2 separate regions of the Homo sapiens genome follow, and region 1 is linked to region 2. A link is a contact called in ENCODE Hi-C data. All regions are on one chromosome and are shown on one strand. The core of a region is the stretch at or near the end of the contact, and the rest is flanking DNA. Distances in the headings are between cores, read along the strand shown.

Evidence for each region. Hi-C counts contacts between places; a loop is a spot of excess contacts on that map. Pooled maps may share reads with other maps.
Region 1: a loop to region 2 is called in a pooled map, with 10 times the contacts of the local background. The contact joins the promoter of GP6-AS1 here to the promoter of RPL28 in region 2. A Hi-C loop is called at or near these places in 5 of 50 pooled maps.

What each region holds. Positions count from the first base shown.
Region 1 is chr19:55,004,152-55,009,376 of GRCh38, reverse strand. It overlaps GP6-AS1 (GP6 antisense RNA 1), which reads right to left and starts at 3,150. Exons shown (of 3, transcript XR_001754013.3): 1 at 3,088-3,150; 2 at 2,913-2,960.
Region 2 is chr19:55,383,956-55,389,782 of GRCh38, reverse strand. RPL28 (ribosomal protein L28) reads right to left here and starts at 3,851. Exons shown (of 5, transcript NM_000991.5): 1 at 3,818-3,851; 2 at 3,345-3,433; 3 at 3,090-3,213; 4 at 1,735-1,853; 5 at 1-1,540. The coding sequence starts at 3,425. The coding sequence ends at 1,451. It overlaps TMEM238 (transmembrane protein 238), which reads left to right and starts at 5,491. Exons shown (of 2, transcript NM_001190764.2): 1 at 5,491-5,827. The coding sequence starts at 5,524. It overlaps MIR6805 (microRNA 6805), which reads right to left and starts at 1,602; the gene lies at 1,541-1,602. RefSeq lists enhancers at 4,806-4,875, 4,906-4,975, 4,929-5,827 and a silencer at 5,266-5,605.

The DNA.
Region 1 (5,225 bases), core at 1,901-4,400, 380 kb after region 2:
AATTGTTTTGCCTATGCACCCTGTGGTGCCCAACCCCTACACTCTTTTGTCCTCAATACCTTCCTCCACAACTCACTATTCCATGCTTGATCTTAAAGATGCTTTTTTCACTATTCCCCTGCACCCCTCGTCCCAGCCTCTCTTCGCTTTCACTTGGACTGACCCTGACACCCATTAGGCTCAGCAAATTACCTGGGCTGTACTGCTGCAAGGTTTCACAGACAGCCCCCATTACTTCAGTCAAGCCCAAAGTTCATCCTCATCTGTTACCTATCTCGGCATAATTCTCATAAAAACACACGTGCTCTCCCTGCTGATCGTGTCTGACTGATCTCTCAAGCCCCAGCACCTTCTACAAAACAACAACTCCTTTCCTTCCTAGGCATGGTTAGCGCGGTCAGAACTCTTACACAAGAGCCAGGACCACACCCTGTAGCCTTTCTGTCCAAACAACTTGACCTTACTGTTTTAGCCTAGCCCTCATATCTGCGTGCTGTGGCTGCCGCTGCTTTAATACTTTTAGAGGCCCTCAAAATCACAAACTATGCTCAACTCACTCTCTACAGCTCTCATAATTTCCAAAATCTATTTTCTTACTCACACCTGATGCATATACTTTCTGCTCCCTGGCTCCTTCAGCTGTACTCACTCTTTGTTAAGTCCCACAATTACCATTGTTCCTGGCCCGGACTTCAATCTGGCCTCCCACATTATTCCAGATACCACACCTGACCCCCATGACTGCATCTCTCTGATCCACCTGACGTTCACCCCATTTCCCCACATTTCCTTCTTCCCTGTTTCTCACCCTGATCACACTTAGTTTATTGATGGCGGTTCCACCAGGCCTAATCGCCACACACCAGCAAAGGCAGGCTATGCTATGGTACAAGCCACTAGCCAGCCTCTTAGAACCTCTCATTTCCTTTCCATTGTGGAAATCTATCCTCAAAGAAATCACTTCTCAGTGTTGCATCAGCTATTCTACTACTCCTCATGGATTATTCAGGCCCCCTCCCTTCCCTACACATCAAGCTCAAGGATTTGCCCCCGCCCAGGACTGGCAAATTAGCTTTACTCAACATGCCCCGAGTAAGATAACTAAAATACCTCTTAGTCTAGGTAGACACTTTCACTGGGTAAGTACAGTCCTTTCCTACAGGGTCTGAGAAGGCCACCGCAGTCATTTCTTCCCTTCTGTCAGACATAATTCTTCAGTTTAGCCTTGTCATTCCCTTCTGTCAGACAAAATTCCTCAGTTCAGCCTTCCCACCTCTATACAGTCTGCTAACAGACCAGCCTTTATTAGTCAAATCAGCCAAGCATTTTTTCAGGCTCTTAGTATTCAGTGACAGACTAATGGTCTATTAAAAACACACCTCACCAAGCTCAGCCACCAACTTAAAAAGGACTGGACAATACTTTTACCATTTTCGCTTCCAGAATTCAGGCCTGTCCTTGGAATGCTACAAGATACAGCCCATTTAAGCTCCTGTGTAGACACTCCTTTTTATTAGGCCCCAGTCTCATTCCAGACACCAGACCAACTTAGATTGTGCCCCAAAAAACTTGTCATCCCTACTATCTTCTGTCTAGTCATACTCCTATTCACCGTTCTCAACTACTCACACATGCCCTGCTCTTGTTTACACTGCCAGTTTACACTGTTTCTCCAAGCCAGCACAGCTGGTATCTCCTGGTACTATCCCCATACCGCCACTGTTAACTCTTAAAATAAATAAATAATCTTTGCTGGCAAGGCTATGCTGAACCTCCTTAGGCACTTTCTAATTAGATGTCCTGAGTCGTCCCAATTCTTAGACCTTTAATACCTGTTTTTCTCCTTTCCTTATTCCCTTTAGTTTTTCAATTCATACAAAACTGTATCCAGGCCATCACCAATAATTCTAAATGACAAATGTTTCTTTTAACAATCCCACAATGTCACCCCTTACCACAAAATCTTCCTTCAGCTTAATCGCTCCCACTTTAGGTTCCCACGCCGCCCCTAATCCTGCTCAAAGCAGCCTTGAGAAACATCACCCATTATCTCTCCATACCACCCCCAAAAATTTTTGCTGTCCCAACACTTTACCCCTATTTCATTTTATTTTTCTTATTAATATAAGAAGACAGGAATGTCAGGCCTCTGAGCCCAAGCTAAGCCATCATATCCCCTGTGACCTGCACGTACACATCCAGATGGCCGGTTCGTGCCTTAACTGATGACATTCCACCACAAAAGAAGCGAAAATGGCCTGTTCCTGCCTTAACTGATGACATTGTCTTGTGAAATTCCTTCTCCTGGCTCATCCTGGCTCAAAAGCTCCCCTACTGAGCACCTTATGACCCCGACTCTGCCCGCCAGAGAACAACCCCCCTTTGACTGTAATTTTCCTTTACCTACCCACATCCTATAAAACGGCCCCACCCCTATCCCCCTTCGCTGACTCTCTTGTCAGACTCAGCCCACCTGCACCCAGGTGATTAAAAGCTTTATTGCTCACACAAAGCCTGTTTGGTGGTCTCTTCACACGGACGTGCATGAAAGGTGCGTGTATATTTTTGTAACACAATAAATAATAACAGTATACACTTTTTCTTTTAGAAGTATGCTGTTAAACAGAATTAAGAACAGGAAGTCTCAAAATTGTTTCTTTCAGGAGAGAAGACTTATTAATGGGGGAGAGTTCTGAACCACTTGCTTTGCATACTGCCACTTAGTTAAAAAATCGCATTTTAACTTAAAAATATCCAAAAATAACACAGTTTTATAATAAATTATTACGAATATCACAAAATAATAAAAATACAAGTAATGCAGAGTGGAAATGCAAAGCTATGAGTGCTAGACGGCTAACAAGTCATAACAAACAACACCAAAATTAAAGAACAAGATAGTTGTGACTTACCTTGGTCAATCACTTTCCATAGTAGTCATTCAATCCAGGATCTCATCTCTGAAAATGAAGGAAAAAAGCAACAGAAAATAGTGTAGAGGTCTCTGGTGTTCCAAGAATAGGCGCTGCAGAGAGATGTGGGTGCCTGGGCTGTGCCCAGTCACTGAAATGGCACACCTGATGCTACCTGTTCACTTCGGGCTGAGCAGGAGAGAGAAAAGACGTTCCCCTCAGCCACTTCCCGTCTTCTGATTTCACTTCTTGCCTGCCTCCGACTGCAAATCCTGGTTTGACGTCACTTCCTGTCTTCTGATTTTACTTCCTGTATGACCTCACTTCCTGTCTTCTACAACCACTTCCTGTCTTCTTACTTCACTTCCTGTCTTCTGACTTTACTTCCTGTATGACTTCACTTCTTGTCTTCTACCACCACTTCCTGTCTTCCGAATTTACCTCCTATCTTGACTTCACTTCTTGTTTTTTTTTTTTTTTTTTGACAGGGTCTCGCTCTGTCTCCTAGGGTGGAGTGCAGTTGTGCCAGCTTGAAACCACCTTTCCAAAATTATGACTGAGACAGTGAAAGAGATTTAACTGACTCCATTTTGCTTCTAACCTCCAAGCTGTCCTTTTTCATTCCTGGGCATAGGCTGAACTTTGGGAGAAACTTATAGTTTAAACAAAGATGATAGCCCTTTTCCAAAGCACACCTCTTTGTTGCCTGGGGACTAGATTGGCCCTGTAGGACGAACATTAGCCACGAGATTAGAAATTATGACTTAGGAGTCATGCAGCTGGAGGCTACAAGATTGTGACCCTCCCTAAACTGCTTCTAAGATCAGCGTTTAACTTGCAGACCCTGTACTTGATGGATCAGCTGGCACCACCCATATCAATAAACTGGCCCATCTTATCTTTTGGCCTCCACTCAGGAACTGAGTGCAAGAAGATAGCTTTGGCTCCCACGATTTCATCCCTGACCAAACAGCACTCCTGGCTCACTGGCTTCCCACCCACCCACCAAGTTATCCTTAAAAACGCTTCCTGAATGCTGGGAGACACTGATTTGAATAATAATAAAACTCTGGTCTCTCGTAGAGCCAGCTCTGCATGAATTATTCTCTATTGCGATTCCCTGTCTTGACGAATCAGCTCTGTCTAGGCAGTGGGCAAGGTGAACACATTGGACTATTACAATCTTGGCTCACTGCAACCTCCACCGCCTGGGTTCAAGTGATTCTCCTGCCTCAGACTCCCAAGTAGCTGAGATCACAGACGTGCACTACCATGCTCAGCTACATTTTTTTTTCTGTCCCCCGGGCTGGAGTGCAATGGTGCGATCTCGGCTCATTGCAACCTCCGCCTTCCGGGTTTAAGCGATTCTCCTGCCTCAGCCTCCAGAGTAGCTGGGATTACAGGCATGCACCACCAAGCCTGGCTACTTTTGGTATTTTTAGTAGAGACAGGGTTTCACCATGTTGGCCAGGCTGGTCTCAAACTCCTGACCTCATGTGATCCACCTGCCTCTGCCTCCCAAAGTGCTGGGATTACAGGTGCGATCCACCATGCCCAGCCCATTCCGTCTTCTGACTTGACTTCCTGCCTGACTTCACTTCCTGAAGGATGTGGTTACCATGGAAGTTGTTTTGGGGCACAGGATGTGGTCTGGGATTGGGGATTGTGAAAAGCAAGACCCTCACCGGGGTCTTTCTTCCAGAGCTGCAGCTGAGCCACAGGATCTTGAACAGGAGAGAGTTCTTCCTATTCTTGTGGAAGAGCTGAGGATTGAGAAAAGCGCGGCTTAGCTCATGGGAGTGACCTTAGCTTTGAGAAGCCTGAAAATGAGGCTTGGAGGTAGAGAGTGGTGTGTGTGTGTGCGCGTTGGGGGAGGGGGTCAGGCTCTCATGACTTCTGGCTCTTTTTTTTGCTCCAGGAACATTTCCCAAGCCCACCATCTGGGCTAACCCAGCCCTCGTGGTTCCTGGGTGCAAACATGGCCGTGGAATTGTGGAATGGTTTTTTTTGTATCCTTAGCAGAGAACCCAGTGAATACTTTGTTCTTGATCATCAATGTGATGAGATCCAGAGCAAGCAAGTGCTAATGCTGCTGTGAGCCTGAGGCCACATTTTCAGAATTCAGTGATGGGCGGAGGCGAGTGGTCACAGGTATAGGGAGAGCAGTACTTGTTCATCTCTGAACGTATAGATTCAGACACACATGAACCCATGTGCCACAGGTTTCCCTGTTTAGGACTTGTAGGTCATGGGGGTGGGCATCTGAGAGTGTGGCTACATGAAATACACACGTTGGAGAAAGATGGTTAATTG
Region 2 (5,827 bases), core at 2,602-5,101:
TTAAGGCAACACCTCTCAATCTGAGCTAATAGACCCAACTAAGGGAAGGACAAAGGAAATGGTAATTCACAGCAGACAGGGGCTGGCAAGTGGTCAGATCTGCTCTCCTTCGAGCTGGGCAAGACTGGAGCAGACAGGACTGAGGTCGGAAGGGCAGTGGTCTGCCTCAAAACGCAGGGCTCCCAGCCCCGTACGACCCCAACCAATGGCAAGTCGAGGCCCTGACAGTCCCCTTACTCTCAGTCAGAGCCGGGGGTGGTCTCAGACAGGGAGCAGAGTCCTTCTTTGAATCGGGTACCCCAGGATGGCAGGAACCAGGGGTGCCATGGATGCTGGATCCTTGGTCCCTGGCAGTGGCTGACAGAGTTAGGTGCCCAGGAAACATGTGAGGATCAACAGCAGGACTCTTTCCCCATCCAGGCCTCACTGTGTGTCATGGTGTCTTCCAGGCTGGAGTGTAGTGGTGGGGCTCATGGGCTCACTGCAGCCTCATACTCTTGGCTCAAGTGCTCCGCTCACCTCAGCCTCTACTCAACCTCTGAGGAGCTGGGACCACAGGCGGTGCACCACCACACCCAGCTAATTTTATTTTAGAGACGGTGTCTCATTATGTTGCCTAGGATGGTCTCAAACTCCTGGCCTCACAAGCTGTAATAAACACTAGGGAGCAAACAGGCCAAAGGAAACAAGAGGGCTGGGCAATCAGGAAAGCTTGGGTGACAGGGTGGCCCAGGAGCGGCCACTGAGATGAGACCTAAGTGACAAGAGCCAGCTCAAAGAGACAGGGGAGGGATGGGGACACCTGGAGGACGGGAGTAGGGGGACAATGCTAAGGCTGCTCAATGCCTGCTGGCTGTACCCTGGGGCTGCCATCTCCCTTACAGTTATAAGCCACCACCCACCAAGTTGCCCATCTCAGAGATGAGGTTGCATCAAGTAAAGCCCATCCCCTCCAAATGTGGCTGCACCCACTCCCTGGATGCAAAAGTCATCTCATCTTCCTCCCGTGATGTCTGTCGTCCCCCAGGTCTTGGGAACACCCCAAGTCCCCAAACCGTGCTACAGCACCAGGGCCCAGGGCCCAGCCCTCAGCCTGCACCCTTCTGGGCTAGAAAAGGCCTTTCTTCTTCTGAATGGAAGCCACTGCCCCAGCTGGGATTCTTCAGGCCACCTCACAATGGGACAGTAGGTCTCAATCACAAGTCAGCAAACTTTTTCTGTGAAGACAGTGACCCTTGCCCTCACCAGGGACAAGGCAGCTACCCCACCCCTCCTGCATGGCCAGCCATTGACATCACCTCCAGATGGACAAGGTGACATGCAGAGTTTTGATGACATGGCCTGAATGACAACACACAGGGCCAGAGCTCCCCAGAGCGTTTCAAAAAGGGAGGCCCAGTCGAGGCAGGTGAGAAAGCCAGCTGACTTTATTGCTCTGGGGGCAGGGGGCTCAGGAGCTCTTGGTGGGGCGGGTCCGCTTCCTCTTCACCATCACAGGCTTCTGGCTGCGCAGGATGGCGCTGGCCCTGCGGATGGCTGCCTGGGGGCGGGGGAGCAGAGCAAGGCTCAGCCCATACACTCCACAAGCCGCCCCCTAGGCCAATGCTGGGTGTGGGGAGTAGGCTGAAAGCAAGAATCCATCCCTCTCCAGCCCATATTGCAACCAGTAGTGGGAGGCCCTTCCCCACAGCACTGGCCAGTCTCCCCAAGCCTGATCCCCAAACCCCAGCTCACCATGCGCAGGTCGGGGCGGTACTTGTTCTTGCGGATCATGTGTCTGATGCTGCTGAGCGTGGCGCGAGCATTCTTGTTGATGGTGGTCCGCACATAGGAGGTGGCAGGCTTCCGCTGGCCTGGTTGGGGGTCAGGGAGGTCCTGGGGTCAGTCCACCTAACCTGCACCTTTAGCACACCTCGCAGGTGTGGACAGTCTCACATTGAGAAGCTGAGCAGCGTGGGCCCGTGGCGGGTGCCTGGGCAGGCCAGCAGGTAGCTGTTTTCCCACCTGTCCATTTCACAGAGGCTCACTCGTCATCACGGAGTACTGAGGACACAGCTTCTGCCACACTCATAGCCCAATTCTGTCCACCATGAAAACACTCCTTTCTCATGCCAGAAAGCTGCCGCTTCAGTTAGGATCTGATCCAGGTCCAGCCAGAGCCCACGCTCCTGGCAATGGGTATGAACAGCTTCCCAGGAACCCCAGGCCCATCCCCACAGCAGTGGTTCAACATCAGCTTGGCTGAGAGGCCCAGCCTCACTCAGGCCAGTCCCTTAGTCTAGGAAGGGCCACCCATGTATTCGGCAATCCAAGAGGTGAAAGCTTTCAGGACTCCCCAGAACGGGGTCCCCAAGTGCCAAGCAATTGGCTGCTCCCTGGACTACGTGTCCCTGAGACAGGAGGATCACTAGCCAACAGACTGCGTTTGTTGCTGCCACTGAGTAAAAGGACCCTTGGCTCTGAGGCAGTTCCAATCAAGGACCTGAGAAAAACTCACTCTAAAAAGAAAATACAGCCCTGTCAAGAACACATGTGAAGCTGGACTCCTCCATTAGAGACCCCCGACTCACACGAACATTCAGGGAATCCCCAAAAAGGCCTGCACCTGACAGCACAATGTATGGAGTGGGGTCCCCAAGACCTCTTCTCTAACCTACACAGGCAAAATGGGAATCAAATGGCTGCAACCAACCCAGCCTGTCCCCTCCTAAGTGTGGTAGCGAGGGCCCCTCCCCTGTTGTGCCTCAATCTTCCCACCTGTGGGATGAAACCATCCATCCCCACCCTGACTTGCTTTGAGAATTTCATCTGAAAACATCAACCCCGTGCCTTAACTCTCAACAACCACCGAGGAAGTTCAGGTCCTTTTTCATTTCTCCACTTTACAGGTGAGGACACGGGCTCAGACGCGCGCGGCTCACAGAGCTGACAAGTCGGCCGAGAGGGAAGCCGGTACCCAGACCAACACCCTGGCGCCAGGGATGCCCGCCGCGATGGCAGTTACCGCTCTTCCTGCCTGACAGTAAAAAATCACAGCTCCCAGACCCGGGAAAGGGGCCGCTCTCTGGCCCAAACCAGACAAAACTCACCGGATCTCCGCTTAATGACCACCACGACACCTTTGCCGTCGGCTGCCGGCTCCACGCCCACAGTCTTGCGGTGAATCAGTCCGTTGTAGCGGAAGGAATTGCGGGCCTTCAAGTTATTGGGCTCCTGGGAAGGAGGCGGCACAAGGCATCGTGAATAAGGGACCCGGAGACATGCGAAGGTCCCGCCCTCTGACCCAGAGTCAAGAGACTCAGGACCCTCCTCCCGCAGGAGCCACGCATCCGGGCCCCACTTACAGTGCTGTAGGTCTGCTTATTCCTCTTGATCAGGAAACTGGAGCAGTTCCGCACGACCATCCATTGCAGATGCGCAGACATGGCGGCGGCTGCGGGGAAACGGGCACAGGGAAAGCGTCAGACACAGAGAACTAAAGCAGCGTTAGGCCACGGGCCACGCTCGGACAGCAGAGGAAGAGAGCGACTGGGAACTTGGGTGAATGGGAGACCCCTGAGGGCAGACAGCGACCTAGAACTCTTGTCAGGCGGGACTGAGTGACCTAAGGCGGCGGGACCGAATTCAGGCAGCCGAGACTAGCTGCGGCGAATGAGAGTGAGGGGAAAATAACTTGAAAATTCACAACGACTTCACGGGGAGGGGTTGGGGTCCGCCAATGACCCTTGAGGCGCAAGGGGAGAAGGCAGGCAGAGGACTGAGAGGGAGTGCGCGGCGGGCCGGAGATGGCGACCACGCGAGGAAGACGAACGCTCACCTCCCTTCGCAGCGGCGACCTGAGACGGAAAGAGGAAGGCGAGGGGCGAGGCGACGCCTTTAATACCGTACACGCATTTCCGCTTCCTCTCCGGGCGGGCACGACAGGAGTTGTCGGTCCCCACCTCCGAGGCGGCTCGATGATGTTCGGCTGCTTCCGCCGAAAATTCGCTCAACGCTCGGGAATATTCGGAACTCTTCGGTTAGAGGGCCGAGAGCGTATTCCGGGAACCGTTCGGAAGTTTTCGAAACTCTACCGCTGGATTTCCGAGTGGCTCCAATTCGAGAGGTCCTGGGACCCATACCTCAGCGTTATCTCTCCAGTATTGCTCACCCAGCACTTGTCACTGTGATTGGCATATGATGGGCGCTCAACAAACATTTGTTTTATGAATGAACTGGTGAATGCGTGAACTATATAAGCCTAGCCCCGGCACCTTTGGATATTTCCGGTCTTCGTAAGCCCTCGCGGTGATGGCCAATGAGGGCGCCGAGGCCCGCTCGGGTATTTTCGGAACCCTCCGGAAACGCTCTTGGGAGAGGTGTGTATGTTCGGAAATACTCCGTCTTCATTCGGAATCCCTCGGCTAATCCTGGCAGCCCTCTTGCAGTTCGCCCTCCCCAGGGTTTTCTTGAAATAAAACTCTTAAACTGTTTAAGCCTGGGGAGAACCTACACGGAAACTTCTCGCTGACTGCCACCCCAGGGGAGCGCGGATGCCCTCTAAGGGAGAATTGTTTGGAGGGAGGGAGATTTGCATGTGGCTTCTCTTGGCTCCCTTTAGGATTCTATAGATTTGCCGGTCCTCTTCCCTGCCCTCCACCTGTGCCTCCAGCCTATGGTGTGCCTGTCACACCCCATCAGCTCCCTGGGAGGTTATGATCCGTTGTCAGGGCCACCCTAAGGGGGCAGGAGCCTTGCCTGATATTTCTCTGTGTCCTCGGCCTCACCCACGCGGCATGGTGCTGGGGAGGCCTCAGAGACTCCTACTGAACAAAAGGAATGAGGGTGCCTGTGTCACCTCCCCAGGGCTCCTTAACTTGCGGTTACACCCGGGCACTCCTTGGGGCAGGGGCTTCGTCTGGTCCATAGGACTATCCTCCATAGGACAGTCGGGGTTCGCCCAGCTTCCTCCACGGGTGCGCTCTGGACCTGATGGGTCTCGTCCGTCCTTGTGCCCGTGGCTTCATTCGCTGAACACAGGAGACCCCAGAAGACACGCGCTGAGTGAAGGAAACTCAGCTTCCGCGGAACCCGGAGCTTCCCCTCTTAGATCACCCCGACTACTGGTTCTCGCGTCCCAGAGCTCCTTGGTGTCTAAAGGCCTTGTCTGATCTGCACTGTCTGATCTGCACAGGCTTCGGGAGGCGGACACTGAGCAGAAACAACGCCACGCCCGGCTCCGAGTGTCCCATGCTGCCACCACTAAAATGCCCTGATTTTTGGCCATATGTGACCTCCCTGGGTGGCACGGGCCCTAGGCACCCGTGGCTGTGCGCCTGGCTACCACCAGCTCAGGCCTCTGAGCAATAGCCCCTGCACGGAAACCACGACCAGGGTAACCCCGGCCGCGCCGGTTCGCGCCCAGCCCGGTTCAGGTGACCAGGCGGGAGCTTGGCACACCTGGCGCCGTCCCCTGACCCCGCCCCGGACCGGGCCGCACCCCGGAACGCTCTCTCTGGGCGCCAGCGGCGGCGGTGCAGGGCCATGGCGGCGGCGCCAGCGGTGTGCGCCTCGCAGGGGAGCCCGCCGGGTGCACCGTCCGCGCCGGCGGCCGCGCCAGCACCCGCGGCCGGCCTGGGCCGCTGCCGGATGGCGCTGCTGCTGGCCGTGGCGCTGGATGTGGCGGGCATGGCGGCGCTGCTGACCGGCGTGTTCGCGCAGCTGCAGGTGCGCGGCCGCGACTTCGGGGACCTGCTCATCTACTCGGGCGCGCTGCTGGTGTTCCTGAGCCTGCTGGGCTGGATCCTCTGGTACACCGGCAACATCGAGATCTCGCGCCAGGAGCTGG